2 separate regions of the Homo sapiens genome follow, and region 2 is linked to region 1. Evidence: chromatin contacts called from ENCODE Hi-C or POLR2A ChIA-PET data. All regions are on one chromosome and are shown on one strand. Each heading gives the region's core, a stretch centred on a gene start or an enhancer-like site at or near the end of the contact. The rest is flanking DNA. Distances are from core to core; before and after follow the strand shown. Region 1 holds the start of YPEL5 (yippee like 5). Region 2 overlaps LTBP1 (latent transforming growth factor beta binding protein 1).

The links. A loop is a pair of places that touch in the nucleus more often than their neighbours do. ChIA-PET counts read pairs that join two places held with the same protein, here RNA polymerase II (POLR2A). Pooled maps may share reads with other maps.
Region 2: a loop to region 1 is called in a map with no recorded cell type, with 9 times the contacts of the local background. The contact joins the enhancer-like site here to the promoter of YPEL5 in region 1. A Hi-C loop is called at or near these places in 2 of 37 single-sample maps with no recorded cell type and 1 of 50 pooled maps. POLR2A ChIA-PET finds 5 or more read pairs at or near these places in 1 of 52 experiments (B cell).

Annotation. Positions count from the first base shown.
Region 1 is chr2:30,145,663-30,151,567 of GRCh38, forward strand. It overlaps YPEL5 (yippee like 5), which reads left to right and starts at 1,345. Exons shown (of 3, transcript NM_016061.3): 1 at 1,345-1,400. RefSeq lists silencers at 949-1,528, 1,559-1,728, 2,019-2,458.
Region 2 is chr2:33,207,674-33,213,492 of GRCh38, forward strand. The region is part of intron 7 of LTBP1 (latent transforming growth factor beta binding protein 1); the gene reads left to right. Among named protein-coding and RNA genes, the nearest start is that of MIR4430, 210 kb to the right of the region's middle. Within about 2 kb of position 3,123, at least 7 of the 41 ENCODE cell types and tissues checked have a DNase peak (open chromatin) inside an H3K27ac peak, as active enhancers do.

The sequences.
Region 1 (5,905 bases), core at 95-2,594:
GGGAGGCGGAGGTTGCAGTGAGCCAAGATCATGCCACTGCACTCGAGCCTGGGCGACAGAGCAAGACTCCGTCTGAAACAAACAAACAAAAAAACTTATCTCCTGGAAAACTCACTTATTAAAAGATAACTAGTCCTTTTGCCTTTGATGCTCAGGTAAACTTCAGACGAACTAAATGAAAATACTTGTGGATTTGGGGATGAGCGGGAGTCAAGTGCTAGAATTTGCTTAGCAGCTTCTCTTCCACCAATAATGACTTTAAACATGTTGCAAACTAGCCCCAAATGCTAACCTACATTTTTAATCTGAGAGGTATGCGTCATCAAATATTTTGGTTTTATCCCGAAAGTCAGCTAACAGAGATGTAAGTACCTGGGCAACTCTAATGGAATGAGAAGCAACATCTTCCATCTTAAGCATTGATAAGGGTTAAGGGAACAGCTGCTCTTTGCAATGAACAAATCTCACTCTCTGAGGCAGAAATTCGCCATATAGAAGACTGAATTTCTTCATCTTTTTGAGAATCATTTCCACTACCCAGAAAAAACATTCAAATGAGTTGTAAATAAAGTCAAGCGCAGTTGAAAAATCCTGTATCCACAGATGTTTCTTAGGAGTGCCTATGCGCTTAGACTCGAGGGCTAGGGGTTTGAAAGCAAAAGGCAGCCCTCTACCAGGGGTGGTCGGGGAAACGGCCTCCAAGAAACGAATTACACGGTGCACTTTAGTTACCTAGGCAGCTGTTTGTCTAGGAAACAGCTTATTGTTTTCATTTGTCATCACCGCGGCTCACTAGGTATCAGGAAGCTCGGCTCCAGCCGCTACCTGGTGACGCTAATGACGTGCGATGTCTCGCAGCTGCCGCAATTAGACAGGCCAAGCCTTCGCCTTTAAGAAGCTGACTCACGTGGATGCTGTGTTGTGTGCGCTCAGCTGAAAGGGGGAGGTGGGTCCCCAGACTGACTACATTGGCCGCCTCGAGAGAAGGGGCAGAGTTAGCCTCTTTGATTGGCTGTACGAGTCCGAGGTGCTGGGTCAGGGGCGGGGCGAGCTGTCGCAAGCCTGCCCTGGGTCTGCGGCTTCTGAGAGGGGTGGGCCGCGAAGCGGAGGGGTGCGGGAGTGGGGGAGGGTGAGCCAGAGAAGGGGCGGGGCCCCGCGAAAAAGGCAGGAGGCCGAGGACAGGGGCGGGGCCTAGAAATAAAGGGCGTTCTGGGCCAACCGGGAGAGCTGACTGCGGGGGGGCGGAGCCACGCCGGGTGACTGACGTTGAGGCCCAACCAGGGAGAGGCGGGGCCAAGGCCAGGGCCTGACTAAACCTGGAGACTCGGGTGGCCGAGGGGCTTCATACCAGCTGAAGAGCGACAAGCCGCTGGCAGCCGCGGATCTCACCGCCGCTCAGGGTGAGTCCCGCGGGAGGGGCTGGACTCGGGGCCGGTGGGGACTGAGGCGCCCGTTCGGGTCGGGCGGCTTCGAGGCACTCGGGAATCGGCCCAGGGTGGGGGGCCCAGGCAGGAAGTGCCTCTTCCTCGCCGCGCTCTTCCCGGGGTCCCAGAGCGGCCGCCCCAGATCCTTCAGGGTGGGCCCCGGCGCTGGGACCGCGGGCGGACGCGCGGGGCTGTTTGCTCTTTGTGAGGCCTGGCGCGGCGGCCGCCGTCGGCCCGCCCCCGCCGCGCAGCCGGGCGACCGGTGCGACAACAGCCGCAACCCCTCCGCGCGGCGCCCGCGCCTCCGCCCCGTTTCCCCGTCGCGTCCTCCGAGGCCCGCCGCCGAGGCCCACGGCGCCCCCTGGGCGGACGGTCTGGCCGCGACCCCCAACCCGCCGCGCCGCGCCGCGGCTGCCCCGCCCCCACCCGTCGCATAGTCGGGGGCGCGCCCGGTCTCCGCCCCGAATCCAAGTCGGAACTTGACCGAGTTGTTTGGGCCGCGATGACCGCACGGCGTGAACCGTCCTGAGCAGGGCCCACGCCCGGCCCAAGCGGCCCAGCCACCGGGCTGGGGCGGTGTCTCCCTTTGCCCCCTCCCCCCCATGAACGTCCGCCTCCCCCGCCCTCCTGCCCAGAGGACCCGGGACTGACAGCGCAGGGTGACGGTTGGGCAGCCCGCCGGGTGTCGGGACCAAGAGAGCCCCCCGGCCACCCGCTCAGCTGTTTCCTGCTCGTGTTTGTTGTGCCGAGGGAGGCCCCGCCGCCACCGCCGCCGCCGCGCTCTGCCGCCCCGGTCCCTCCCGATTGGCCGGCTGGCGTCACGTGGCCTCCATCAGCTGGGCCGGCGGGGGCGCTCGCGGGCCCCACTGCGGCTGCCGGGTGAGCCCACCCGGGGGTCGCCCGGGCCGGCCCAGCTCCGCCAGCTTCGGGCTGCGGCCTTCCCTCCGCTTGCAGTCGGGAGGGTGGGCGTGCCCTTGCAACCCCTTTCCTGTACCTTCTCTGCAGGTAGATGGGACAAATGAGTGTCCGGATCAGCGGGAGTGGGAAATTGAAATACTACAAAGATCTGTTTAATCCTGATACCAACTAATCTCCCTTTCAAGGGAGAGTCTGGGAAGCTGTACAGCTCATTTATTTTTAAACTTTTTCTGTTTACAGAGATCTGTTGGTAATCTGAGGATTTTTATTCTACGTCGTCTTGACAGATGGAAAACCTGAAGTAACTTCGGGCTAACCTTGTGTTTTTGGAAAATTAGTAGACTTGGTGGTGAAGAAACTGGGAGGAGTAGGATATTAGCTAACTTTGCATAGCCACATATAGAGCGTCGCAGCTGCATTCCACCAAAGAGGAACCAAAAGGCCTGTGGTGTTCCCAGGGTACATATTCATGCCAGAAGTGAAGTGCTTTGGTGAATTCGTTTCCTGAAAGTTTATCGCATACTTGTACTGGGTTAGGTAAGAAGTAAAGTACAAAGAATTTAGAATAGTTTCTCTAGAAGCTTATAACTTAATCAAAAGTCGTGGACAAAGTCGAGCAATAATTTTAGCAAGTTATGAGACGTTAGTAAAATATATGTAGCTTGGAAAATAATGTTACCTGGTTGGATCATTGCGAACTTTTCTCTAGACTAATTTCCCTTTTCTGTTTTCTATTTAAGTAATGAGAAAAATAAACAGGTTTAGAAAAAAGTGAAAGGAAATAAGGCCAAAAATTATGAAAAGAAGTAATTAAAGCAGCTACTACCCTCTGAAAAACAGTCCACGAGACATGAAGGTAGTCCTAGGTATATGTGTGCCTAAAATATCATTCTAGGTTTAATGGTGAATAACTATAGAGATCAGTGTCAGTTTTAAGATAATCCTGTGTAGTAATGTCAGTGTAATGCAGGAACTGAACCTTAGCTAGACCTGAAGTTGCTACTTGACACTTGAGTCGGGAAGCCAGACAGGTAAATTACACGTCAATCCATCTAGTTAGAGGCTTTTGGTATTGCATCACAACAAACGAGACCATGAAATTGTCTTGCTAGGGTTTAGCGGGGGATGACCAACTCAGATTGTGCACTAACACACAAGGTTTCCTGAGTGAAATGACTAGTCTTATTTTCTAATATTTAAATATAAGTGTTATTGAAATATAGTGAACTTGAAAGTCATCTAACAAAACAGGAAAAAATAAGGCATTATTGAGGGGGGAGAACAAAAATATATCCTTAAAACGTACTGCAAATGAAGACCTGATTCCACAACAGGACATCATTTGACACAGCAAAGTAAACTGGTCACGTACTGCAAGAGGAAAGCAGAGCTTGCTTGTGTCACTGAAAACTTAGCTTGTTATATATTTTGCACAAAAATTGGAAAGTTGATTGTATGGATCAAACTGTTTTCCCATGTAGATTTTTTAATAGCGTTTAGTCACAACTCAGTATAAAGAGTTGATGAAATTACAATAGCAGTAAGTGCTGATTATTATAGTAATCAACCCAGCACTCTTAAAAGTTATTTGGGTTTTTATCCTTTGTTTTGGCGAGGGAAGAGATTAAAAACGAGATAGGAAAGCTGGCTTCCACGGGATTCCATTTTAGCAGAGTCATTGCGAAACAAAACCACCTCTGCAAGGGGCAGGTTCCTTTAACCCTTTCTGCGCTAGATGCCTGCATACTCAGTTCCCTGCAGCAGTCTTTGTACCTTGCCTTTGTCCCATCTTCTGATGCAATGGAAAACCCACTGTGGTCTGTCCAACACTGGGGATCTGGTGAAGTGTGTATTCTATGGAAATGCCCTGAGGCGATGGTTTCATTTACTAAGGAAAAGTTTATCTGTGAACTGGGTGTTTTTCCGTCAGAAGGTTCTATGAGATGCGAATAGATACCTACCCTCCCTGGTATTTTTAGGGCTGGGAAGTGGTGCCTCCCTTGACTAATTCCACTTACCAGGGTTGAAACCAAACTGGATTATTAATTATAGGGACAACAAGTACCTATTTTAAGACCCAGAACTGTGACATGCTTCAGAAGGTTTCTAACTTTCCTCCAGCTTCTGATTTCTATCACCTGGTTGCTTAGCTTTAGCATAATTAGCAGGAAGTGAAGCCAGTTAATTGTTATTGTTTCATATCCTTTGTGAGCCATGCTTTTCTCATCTGTCATAGGGTGAGTTGGGATGGGGAATGTTGAAGAAGATAATCTAGTTTTACTGACCTTTATTGAGCATTCACTGTGTGCTAGGCACCGTTCTCAGAATACAGTATCTCCACTTAATTTCTCATAACTCAGAGGTGGCTGCTGCTCTCACCATTTTACAGATGAAACAGGAGAGGATAACTCACCCAGTGTTTCCAAAGCTATTAAGGGGGAAGAGCTGAGATTTGAACCTAGGAATCTCCAGAATTCAAGTATCTGAGCTCCACAGTTTAAGTCCTGGGGGTGGAGAGAGGAGAGAGCAGCTGGTAGATATTATCTATTTTTATAATCTTTATTAGAGTTGATCTTCAACATGCTGAACTGGTTACGGAAAGTTAAGGATTTTAGCTAGAAAATCAGTAAAGAAAAGGGGAATGGGATTAAACTGATCTTTTCAAATACTCCTATCTAGCTTTAATCCCAAATGCCAACCAAGTTTCCATTTTTTCTGGGAAAGACTGCTTTCTAAATGCAAAGCTCTTTCACTATCAGAATGTGTTTTTAAGCAGGGAAAACTTTTTTTTGGTAAAGGGCCAGGTAAAAAATATTTTAAACTTTGCAAGCCAGAAGGTTTCTGTAGCAGCTCCTCATACCTCTTCATTGTAAAGTGGAAGGAGTAAAGTGTAAACAAATGGGCGTGGCTGTGTTCCTAAAAACTTTGACACTCAAGTGTGAATGTCATATATCTTGTGTCAGAAAATATTCTCCCCTCCCCCCAACCATTTAAAAGTACAAAATTCATTCTCAGCTTGTGGGCAGTACAGAAACAGGTGGCGAGCTGAATTGACCCACAGCCTTCCCAGCTTTTAAGGAAAACAGTCAGCAATGAGCCAGACAAGTGAACAAGATACCGTATTTCGCTTGATAGTGTATGTGTAAAATAAACCAATAGTCTTTTTAGAAAATTGTTTTATTGATGTGGAAGCAAACTAGGAAATTATGTAGTCCATCATATCCATCATGCATTTTAAAATAATGCATTCCTGGAGACTCTTTGGCTCTGAAGAGAATCATCTTTTTTTTTCCCCTCTTACAGATTCTGTAATTAAAAAAAAAAATTCTGTAACAAGGCAGAGATCCTAAAATGTTATTAATATTTCACCAGAGTCTTCTGATAAAAGAGAAATTGGAAGTTGTAGATAGCTAAATATGCTATTGGTGAGAGAGGGAGGAAATTGAAAATAATACTAAAGTACGATCTATGAAATTATCTATAAATTTCACTTATATTTTCATCCCAGCCCCTCACTGTTTCAGGTAATTTCAAATAAACTAAGAATAGTCTTCCAGTTAAAC
Region 2 (5,819 bases), core at 1,873-4,372, 3.1 Mb after region 1:
CAACGACCCTTAGAACAAGTTGATCAAATATGTTGCTCTAGTTGCACTAGCGATAGGGGTTAGAGATTTAGAACTTTTTACTTTTTGATGCATAGAAATAAGCATATTTAATGATCTAGTACTGGGACACTAAAGAGTGTTCATGAGATTTTCTAGTTTAATTTGGAGCCATAGTTGATTCAGGGGCTAGAAGAACACCATTTTGCTCAGAACATTGTCAGGAGTCACTTTTCCAGAGTGGAGATGTGTTTATATCATAGTGAAAAGACAGTTTAAGAGGAGCAAAGAAGAGGAAAGACGAAGTTTGGATTGATCCAACAACCTGTTACATGTAGTCAGTACTTTTCCCATAGGGGACTTCATTCTGATTCTTATGAAAAGAAGTTCAAGATTTCAAAAAAAATAGGATTAACATTCCTCATCCAGATTCATAGTATTGATGGTGTAGCTTTTGTTTACTAGAATACCCCAAGGCTTTGTGCCAGAATGTTAGAGTAATGTGCTTCTGAATGTGGATGGAGGTGAGGATGGCACCTGCATGGGTGGAATAATTTATGGGACATACCTGTACAGTGTAGGTTGATGGATTATAATGTGACTTTATAATGGTCACAGCCCAGTACACCCAAGATCTGCATTTCCATGACCATCTTGAATCATTTCTGAGATCTTGCCTATTGATAATTATATCATTCATTATAGCTACCCAATATAATCTAGAATCGAGCCATTTAAGAGCTGTAACTCTTCTCAGGAAGGTAGAGCTGCCCTTTGTGTGTACAGGTTAGCAGGAAAGGGCTGGCATGACGTAGGGTGAGGAAAAGGCAGCCCATTATTATGGTTATCCTTGATTAGGTTGGCCTAGGTCAGGGTATGAGGATACCACCAGGCAGGCTGTGGCAGCATGGAATCTAATGTATCAACCTGGCAGGCAGGGGGCACCTGAGGAACACCGACCTTCATAGGATTGCCCTGCCACGTAGCTCCTTGGCTGCCCTCAGCCCTGCCCTGGAGCTTTCATAAAATCATAGAACTTGGGCACTTAAATGAGTATTAGCAAGTAGTCTGTCCTTACAATTTTATGGGTTGATGCAACTAACATCCAGAGAGGTAGATCAGTTTGCAGTTGAGTTTGTGTGGGAGGTGGGGAGTAAAACTGAAGATTTTAGTGTCTAGTCCAGTCTTGCTACTATTTTTTTTTTTTTTTTTTTTGAGATGGAGTCTCGCTCTGTCTCCCAGGCTGGAGTGCAGTGGCGCGATCTCGGCTGACTGCAAGCTCCGCCTCCCAGGTTCAAGCAATTCTCCTGCCTCAGCCTCCCAAGTAGCTGGGATTACAGGCGCCCGCCACCAAGCTTGGCTATTTTTTTGTGTGTGTTTTTAGTAGAGACTGGGTTTCACCATGTTGGCCAGGCTGGTTTCGAACTCCTGACCTCAAGTGACCCGCCTGCCTTGGCCTCCCAAAGTGCTGGGATTACAGGTGTGAGCCACCGCACCTGGCCAGTCTTTCTACTATTGCACCCTGACTCTTAGGCCATTTCTTCTAGGGATGGAGGATTCACAAGAAACCATTGCTATCTAAACCTGAAAGGACAGCTATATTCTCTGGGACCTGACTTAGTTAGAGAGTCGCATGCTGTGTGGTGTTTTGTGATTGGGCCATGGATCCTTGAGGGGAAGGAGCACAGTGAGCTCCATTGCTGTTGCTTCATGGTCTTGGTTCTCTGGCACCAAAACATAGCACCATGACAAGTACGATCGTGATGTCCCCAAAGTGAAATCATCTGCCGCTTGAACGTCAATATTTACAAGTTGAATTATTGGAATTCCATGATACCATGTTGTGCTTCTTAAGCAGAGTTAAAATGAAATCTATACAATGACATGCCCTCCACAGCATTAATTCACTGAGTATTTCTTTACTAGCCAGAGCACTTTTGAGAAAACCTGAATATTTTTAGCAAGGTCTTAAGAATATCTTTTTCTTTTATTTCTATATCTAACTTACGTGTTTATTTTATACATCTCTTATCTGTAGGCTGAATCTGGGATATTGTATATCGAATAACTACTAGATTAATTGCTCTTTTGTTAAATAAGCCCAGGTTTTTAAAGGAGGAGCCTGGGGGAAGAGATCTAATACAAGCCCAGTGGGGCTTGGCCATATGGCTGTCTCACATACAGTCCGTCTCACATGTGTTGTCTCAGTCCACTCAAGAGCTCCATGAAAAACGGATGTCTCTAGTGCCATTTTATAGAAGACAAAATAGGCAGAGAGACGTTGAGAGTTTTGCCTATAGTCATGGAGGTGGTAATTGGTAAAGTGAAGATGTGAATGTTTTTCTATTTTCAAAAGCTGCCCTCTTGCCATTTACCCAGTTGTGGGTCATCCTTACATTGCTTTTCACTGAGTTCAAGGGGAATGTGGTTGTGCAGAAAAGTCTGTTTCCTGTTCATAATGTGCTAATGCTGCAAGGCAAGTAGATATCTGGGAGTTTGCTTTGTGTTCAGAAGTCTTTTTGCTGTGGCTGGACAGCATTTGTTGAGATAAGATATTATTCGTGCTGAACTTAACTCCTTTCTGCTGTTTGTTTGAGAAAAAGTACAGTCAATGGGCCTCCAATCATCTAATTTCAAATTTTTGTCCTCTTGTTATTCCTGATTATGTTTATCTCCAGTATAGTTTCTTCCTTTTCCTCCCTGTGAATGATATACTTTGTCCTGGTAATTCTTTTTTACATTTCAGGGGAAGTACTAGATATAGAACACTTTACCTTTATAAAAACATTATCTCTTTCTCCTTTTCCTCCTCTTCATCCTCATCAGTCTTTCTGTACTTACCATTGTTTCAAAGATGCTAATTATTTAATTGGAAGCAATATAAACTTTTTTGCTTTGAGAAAAGGAACTATGATGCTTCTTTTCCCCTGTTTCCTGGTTGATTTTTATATCCAACTGTACATCTAATCTCAAATTTGGAAAACCCTCCATGGTTTAGCTCCACATCTTCTCTGACTCTGCACACCCACTCTTTGTTCCTTCGTATTGACCTGCCTTCCCCTGTCTTTACCCTCCTCCGTTGCCACTGGCTTTTCTCCCAGCTGGTGGTTGGTGTTATGCTTAGCTAGAGCTGTTCCATCTCTTTGGAATCTCTCTCCCCAGTAGAGCCATTGAGTCACTTCCTTGTTTCAGTTCTTGCCTAAACACAGTCCTACTTACTCTTGCAAGAGTTACAATGAATCAGACTTCTGTTTTATTTCATGTTTTCCCTCAGTGCAGTCTCTACAAGTATTTTTTGAAACCTGTATCACTTTAACGTTTTGGGTTCTCTCCTTTGGCTCTAAAAGATGTTCTCTACTGAAACTTAAAATATTTTATACTTTATTATATAATAGTCCTTCATAGCATAATAAAATGAGTTATATACATGTAATGAAGACAATTAATAAGAGTATTTCAGTTTATCATTTTTTAGTGTTTTAAATAGTAAGATTAAGTAGTAGGTTCCTGACATGTGGCTATCTTTATGGAGTGGCCCTTTTAATAGTTAAATATCTGAAGACTTTTAATAAATGTGTCCTGAGAGTTTATCAAATGGCTAGTACTTTAATGCTGGTTATAGGTTTTACCCACACCAGGCACCAGTTGAGGAGGATGATTGGGGCCTGGAGTCCAGCCCATGCTCTGCTCATCCAACTCCATGTCCTGATGCAGGTCACATCCTACAGCTGCCCTTTTCTAATCCCCACACAGGGGTTGATGGAGTCCCAGTATCTGGGATTGGACAAGCATCATTTAATCTCACAATCCTTTGGGGTTGGGATTACTGGCTCAGAGAGGTTGGATGATTTGCTGAACTTCTCACTGCTAGTAAGAAGTTTCTGGGATTTCAATCCAAGTCTAATGACTCCAGTCCAGCACTCTTTTCTTACCACCACTGCTGGATCCTCCTTCCCCAGGACTCTGCACAGTGCAGCAAACACTCTTGGAATGAGGGTACGTTGTAGGCACTATAGGTACCAGCGATTTTAATACGTGAAAATTAAATCTTATAAAACCTTATGAAACCATATTCCACCATCTATCACAATCTCTTCAAATCATCATTCAGCCTCTGAAGCAACTCCAGTGGGGAGTTTTTAATTGACAAAAATTGTAATCCTTGGTTACCAGATAAGTTTTGAACTATCTTTCCTCTCACATTGATAGGCAGATGTAAAAGTGTCTATGATCACAGCCCAACTTTGAATATCAGGGAAGTGCTACAGTATTACCTCAAAAATGAGATTAAAGTCTGAAGATATGTGTTCCCAGTCAGGCCAAGATTTAGATACATACATTACCCTGCAATCTGTAATTTTTGATGACTAGCTTCAAAATTAAAGGTTTTTTTCACTATTGCTTATAATAATTTTGTGTTGTAAATGTAGTAACATGGATATTTGTGGAATAATTGTAATGATTCTTGAACAGCCTTACCTTCTGCATCACAGTGTTCATACAGATGTGCACATAGGAAGGGTTGAAAAGTTATTTTCATGCACTCAGTGTTCCAGGAATCATGACCAGTGCACTGCTGAATCAAGGCTGGGAGTAGCTTTGTTTGTTTTTCTTCCTTTTGCCTTATTTGTATAAGTGCTGTAGTTAGAGGCCCAGGCAGCATGAGCAACTCTAGAGATGTGGAAATGAGGGAGGAGGAGATAAGACAAAAGGAGGTGGTTAGGAGGCCGTCTGCCTAGACGCAGTCCTATTATAGATGTGAGAGCAGCAGAAACACTTGAGTTTTGCTGTGGTGTGTAGTAACTTGTATTTCCTAGATGGGATAATGTAACCTATCAGTATGTAGTGACCACAGAACCTTAGACCTTGCAGAAATCGTAAAGGTCATCTGCTTCATATCCTGGGCATCCCTGAGAGATGGGTTTCCATGGTCAGCTCCTAGTGAAGTCAGCATCTTCCACTGTTAAGGAGCATTAACTGTTGAAAAGATCTTCTGCTTAATGAGGTTGAATCCACTCTTTCTATGATTTGTAGCCTTTAGTCCTGCCAATACAAGTTAAGCATCCCAAATCCAACAATCTGAAATCCAAAATGCTCCAGAATCCAAAATGTTTTGAGTACCAACATAACACTCCAAGGAAATGCTCGTTGGAACAATTTAGATTTTGTACTTTTGGATTTGGGATGCTCAACTGGTATTTTCAAATATTCTAAAATCTGAAAATAACTAACATCTAAAATACTTCTAGTCCCAAGCGTTTTAGATCAGAGATCCTCAACCTGGACCTTCATCGTGCAACAGGCTTCCTCTTGCTCAGGGTATCTGAACACTGCCATCATGTCTGCACGTAGTCTCACCGTTCCGCCTTTCCTCAGTTGATCCTTACAGGACCTGGTTGCCAGAACTTTCATTTCTCTGCTTGCACTGCTTCATCTAGGTCATGCATGGGCTGAATCCTGGGACAGCTGTGTAGGGTTGTAGTGTCCCTTAATCTGCAGCCCAAGGTTGTGTGAGCTTTTTGAGGCACTGTAGCTTGTTTGACCCAATAGGATTTTTGTTTTGGATTTGATTTAGCTAAATATTGGGTTGTAAATTTAGCACATTTCTCCAGGATTACTTATTCGTAAGACACATCCTGAAATGATAAGGCTTTCCATGTTAATGTAGTGAATAATTCACAAAGGAGGAATTCCATTTGTGTTTTTAACTTGTAAAACATCACCTCAATCTGTGCGTAAAAATATAGTTAGCGTGAGCCTATATCTGTGTGATTACATCTCACCAGAAAGCAGAACCTAACAGTCATAGACAAGGATTTTCT